Linked DNA regions of Homo sapiens: region 1 is linked to region 2. A link is an interaction called in ENCODE POLR2A ChIA-PET data of the cell type or tissue named here. Cell type or tissue: MCF 10A. All regions are shown on one strand. Each heading gives the region's core, and the rest is flanking DNA. Links, peaks and the distances in the headings are about the cores only. Region 1 overlaps RNF17 (ring finger protein 17). Region 2 overlaps RNF17 (ring finger protein 17).

Region 1 (2,817 bases), core at 15-2,514, 65 kb after region 2:
ATAATTCCGCTAAAACACAATCAATATTAATATTTCCTCCTAAGATTTTATTTTTTTATACAGTAGGGATACCTATTTTTTTTAATTGGAAGGGAATAATATAAAGTAGAAAAACTGAGTAAATATAGCATATTACCACTTAGGTAATATATGAATATGGTATATTCATATATACGGATAGTACCTTATTGTTTTTTAAGAGACTCATGTTTTCTTTGTATTTTTGGATGCTAATAGCTTGCCAGATGTCTGTTCTATGTGTGGACTAAATTGAAATCATCTTAAAGGTGTTGTATCTTCTAGTAACATTGAATTCATTGTACAATGCTTGAGATATACATATGAAATTTTAAGAGAGCATAGTCTGTAAATATAGAAATTTAAAACATTTACTTAAATTTTTATTGCTTTTTCTCATCAGTCTCATAATTTAAAGTAGTTTTAATTTTAACTGATGCTAATTTTTATGTAACAAATTAGAGCAAATATTTTCTTTCAATTTCATGTATATCTGAATGATTCTTTTTATGTTGTTTTACCCAGAATTTTATATTTGCTTATGTTTAGATGTGTTCTTTTTTGGATGTTACAGAATTAATAACTTAGATAACAGCCATTCATTATCTGAGAAGTCTCTGGAAGTCCCCCTGGAACAGGAAGATTCAGTAGTTACTAACTGTATTAAAACTAACTTTGACCCTGACAAGAAAACTGCTGACATAATCAGTGAACAGAAAGTGTCTGAATTTCAGGAGAAAATTCTAGAACCAAGAACCACTAGAGGGTATAAGCCACCAGCTATTCCTAACATGAACGTATTTGAGGCAACAGTCAGCTGTGTTGGTGATGATGGAACTATATTTGTAGTACCTAAACTATCAGGTGAGACCTTCTATGTTATGTAGGCTCTAGTTCTCTAGTACGAACGACAGGGATTGAAATACTTTGGGCAACCTCTTTGAACGTTATTTTCACAAGGTTGTTAGGAGGATTAAATGATTTCACACAATGCATGCAAAGTGCTTTTAATAATGCCTAACATAAAAATCATTTAATGCAGTTTTTCATTATTCTAACATAGCAGTGTTATATAATTATATTATGTGAGTGCTATTCTCAGTATAAGAAGAAAGGAATTTGGAATTTCCATTTCCACTACTATGGCAGATGAACAACCCTCCCAAATAAGTCAGATCAGATGCCAATTTTTTTTTTTAATGAACACTTACTGAGTTGGCATTAAAGTAAAGAACATACCAAGCTCCAAAACAAACTGAAATCACACACTGGGAGGTAAGCATGTGCCAAAGAAGGCAATCACTCTAGAGTTGCTTCATAACTATAGAACCTTGAGCAACTGTGATAACTACATGAAGTTAAAGAAAAAGGAAATAAAGGTCCAGGCCCCTTTACTCAAAGTGGGAAATCTAATAGGAATTCCTCATGTGAAGATGGGATCCCAAAGGATGACTCCCACAATGGGTCAATGTGCTGATCACATTAAAAATCACTAAAAGTAGAGTTCAAATGAATTTTTTGAAGTTACTATAAAATGTTATTTATGTGAAAGAGTATAAAATGTATTATTTAAATAACAACATTAAGATGAGTAGCCACATACACATTGCCCATGATAAGAAGCAGCATCGCCAGAACCTAAGCAGACTTGTGTTGCCCCACTTGATCACGTCTCCTGTTTTGCCACCCCAGATACAGCCACTTTTCTGAATTAGCTAATTATCATTTCCTGTGTGCGTCACTAAACAAATTTTTTAGGTTTTCCATCTTTCAAACTTTATGTAACCAGAACCATAATGTACATATTCTTTTGTGACTTTTCATCAAACTGTTCGAGATTTGTCCACCTTGGCGCATTTCACTATATTTCATTCATTTTTTAAATGAATTAATAGCATTTCCATGAATGATTATGTCTCGGTATCTGTTCTATTGATAGACACATGTGTTTCTAGATTTTCTGTGATTACAAAAAATCCTACTATGAACATTCTTGTACCTGTCTCTTGTTACACAAGCAGAATTTTTCTAGGGCACATAATCTAGTGAACAGAATTGGTAATCATTGGCCAGGCACGGTGGCTCATGCCTGTCATCCCAGCACTTTGGGAGACCGAGGTGGGTGGATCACAAGGTCAGGAGTTTGAGACCAGCCTGGCCAACATGGTGAAACCCCATCTCTACTAAAAATACAAAAATTAGCTGGACATGGTGGCACGAACCTGTAATCCCAGCTACTCAGGAGGCTGAGGCAGGAGAATCATTTGAACCCGGGAGGCAGAGGTTGCAGTGAGCCCAGATCGTGCCACTGCTTTCCAGCCTGGACAATAGAGTGAGTGAGACTCCATTAAAAAAAAAAAAAATTGGTGGATAATTTCTAGGTAATGTCAAATTGTTTTTCAAAGTTGTTTATAACAGTTTACACTCATCACTACCAGTGCATGAAGAGTCTTGTTACCCCACATCCTTGCTAACACTTAATAAGGTCAGATTAAGTTCTACCTATCCTAGTGGATGTGAAATTGTCTCTCACTATGGCTTTAGTTAGCATTTCCTTGACTTCTTATGGCGTAAACATCATTTCTTCTATTTGAGTCGTTTGTATTTCTGTGTTTTTGGAATGCCTATCCATGTCTTCGCTCACTTTCCATTAAGTCATTGCTTTCTGATTCATAGTTCTTAATATATCCTGAACACTTATCCCTTCTTGGTTTTATGTGTTCCAGGTATCTTCTCTTAGTTTCTTACTTGTCTTTTCAGTGTCTTTTGGGAGTTTCTGGATGAACAGAAGGTCTTAAT
Region 2 (2,817 bases), core at 236-2,735:
TAATACATTTCAGTTCAATTTAATGCCTCATTTACCATGTTATATGTTAATTTTATCAACAAGTGAAAGTACCCTTTCAGATACAGTTCAGTTACTGTTTGCCTCATTTAACCATATTATGTAAAATTCATCAACTACTGAACTTACTCTTCAAGATACTATAGATCGACTTTTTCTATAAATATTTATGAAATACTGCAAAATAACTTTGGAATCTTAAATGAAGGAAAAAGAACCTGTGTGAAGAATTTGCAAGAACTACTGATGATTATCTATCAAATTTAATAAAGGCTAAAAGCTACATTGAAGAGAAAAAAAATAATTTGAATGCAGCTATGAACATAGCAAGAGCATTACAATTATCGCCTTCTCTAAGAACATACTGTGACCTGAATCAGGTAATTTAATAGTTCACAATGTGAGTTATTTCTGTGGTAGCTTATTTTACATGCTTTGGAATATATTTAAGACAAGAATTTGTTTTTCAGATTATCCTAACCTATATTATTATTTAGAATTCTAAATTGATGACAATATAGGTTAGGATAGTCTAAGTTATAATAAAATAATGTATGAAATCTAAGACAAACATTGTAAAATTTATATGACCTTTTGTTTTTTTTGACCAGTTAGGGAAATGGTGCAATTAAGTCTTTGTAACACTTGATCTGAGAGCAAGTAAGGTGACATTGAGGTGAAAGTTTAGGTTTCTAGGACACCCGATTAAAAAAATGAGGACAAATAAGGGTAGCAAACTGAATAGGACTCTATTTTGTTCACATAAACAATTTAGGTGTGGCTGTCAACTCTTAACGTTAAAATTTAATTCAAAATCCTAGTCAAGTTTTTCTCTTCCAATTCCATTCCAAATTGTGCAAGTCAAGAGACAGCTTCAGCCATCTCCTATCATCTAATCATGTGCCTGAGGGGTAGAATTGGGCAAAAAAACAAAAGTTTCTTATACTTTGACAGGACAAGATTAATCACAGATCTTTGCTGACTTCTGCCTCACTCCCTAAGGGTATAGGTTTTGCTTTAGTCATCTTTGAATCTTCAGGATCTCACTTCCCGTGGATAATCAGGTGTATAGAAGAGAAGCCATTAGTTTACCTGCCTCCAAAGTCTCTAACGTTAAATGAAAGGACAATTTGCCATGACCCTACTTGGCTAGGTGTCCCAGGCTTTAGTTCTAAAACAATAATAGTTGTTTCCTGTGTATTACACGTGCAACACTAGGTGATGAAAAAAATGATAAAATTTGGTCTTTATCCTAGTTAATCTAGCTAAGAAAATAGGGCAGAAAGGGAGAAAACTCTTGAAGATAGCAGCACAGTTGCAAAATGAATCTGATCGAGTTTTCTCTGATCATGTAGCTCTATCCTATTTCTTAGTGTCTATTGTTACCTTTTATACATATCTCCAAAAGTCATAAACACTTATTTGTATCCCTTTGAGTGCCCCAAATTGAGCCTGAATGCAATAATTAATGAAATACCTAAAAGATACAGTTTTCTTTCTAAAATCTTACTGTTCAGCAATATTTGTGACAAGATTCACACATGAATGATTTTTTTTTTAAATTCTAGATTATCCGGACTTTGCAGTTAACTTCAGATAGTGAATTAGCACAAGTTAGTTCTCCACAACTAAGGAACCCTCCCAGGTAAGTAAGTCATAGTTCAGGAGACCATAACAAGTATAAAGATGTGCTGGAACTTAAATGTATTAAAATAGCAAGTAATAATAAATTGAAATTTTGGGTCACAAATGTTTACTAAGTTAGTAACCAAATTAAGATAAGTGTAATTTGTGCTAACTTAGAAAGTTATTTAAATGTTTCCTTTTCAATTCATTAATGTCAGCAATTGATTTTTGTCTAGAGAACATGATACATTTGTATTAGAACATTTATGTATATGTTAATGTTTTATTATAGGTTGAGTGTGAATTGCAGTGAGATCATCTGTATGTTCAACAATATGGGAAAGATTGAATTTAGGGACTCAACAAAGTAAGTATTTATAAGCATGGTAACATGCCATTAGTGTCTGACAGTACTTACATTATCTAAGAGACAGAAGAATTGATGTTTAGTGTAATTCAAAAGCTGAAAAATAAAGGGCAAAATAGTTTCTATAGTTAAATTCTACATATAATGTTTTTTAAAAGGCCTAGAAGGGATCAGTATTCAGCAATATACATGTCGAAGTTATCTTTGAGATTGATTCAGTCAGCAAGCATTGAACACTGCTAGGCACTAACACCCTAGATATTGAGATAAATGTCCGAGAAATTACAATAAGTAGAGGAAGAAGGACATGCAAACAATAAAATGCATAATTGCTAGGGTAATGTATGCAGAATTTACTTGAGGTGCCAAGCAAGGGAATGATCAGTTCTTACTGGGGTAACAGGACTTGGAAAGATATTTTCTTTTCCCTTATCTATTAAAATTAAGTAGCAAGTAGAAAGGAGGAGAAAAAGGAAGTATGCATCTTATAGGCAGTGAATATATGGGCAGTGAAATAGCATGCTAGGTTCAGGGAATGGTGTATATAATTCCATTCTCTATGTCCCCAAGGATACATAGATGCTAAGTCTTAAAGACTTTGTATGCTGTCTGATGATGTTTGAACCTTATGATCCATGCTGTCCAGTATAGTAGCCACTAATCACATGTAGCTATTTAAATTTAAACATAAATTAATTAAAACTAAATAGAATTAAAATCCAGTTCCTCAGTTCCATTAGCCCACATTTCAAGTTCTCAGTAGCCACATGTCGTTAGTGACTACCTGTCTTATTCTATTTGTGCTG

The links. Peaks named below come from ENCODE experiments on the same cell type or tissue, not always from the same donor. Only the 100,000 strongest peaks of a DNase experiment are listed, where the experiment ranks them.
Region 1: POLR2A ChIA-PET joins it to region 2 with 19 read pairs; 3 of 35 experiments call an interaction of 5 or more read pairs at or near these places.

Annotation. Positions count from the first base shown.
Region 1 is chr13:24,853,263-24,856,079 of GRCh38, forward strand. It overlaps RNF17 (ring finger protein 17), which reads left to right. Exons shown (of 36, transcript NM_031277.3): 25 at 593-882. Among named protein-coding and RNA genes, the nearest start is that of CPAP, 68 kb to the right of the region's middle. In MCF 10A, for the core only: no CTCF peak of the experiment used is centred there; a DNase peak (open chromatin) is centred at 1,289.
Region 2 is chr13:24,787,762-24,790,578 of GRCh38, forward strand. RNF17 (ring finger protein 17) reads left to right here. Exons shown (of 36, transcript NM_031277.3): 7 at 227-398; 8 at 1,587-1,663; 9 at 1,937-2,011. Among named protein-coding and RNA genes, the nearest start is that of RNF17, 25 kb to the left of the region's middle. In MCF 10A, for the core only: no CTCF peak of the experiment used is centred there; no DNase peak of the experiment used is centred there.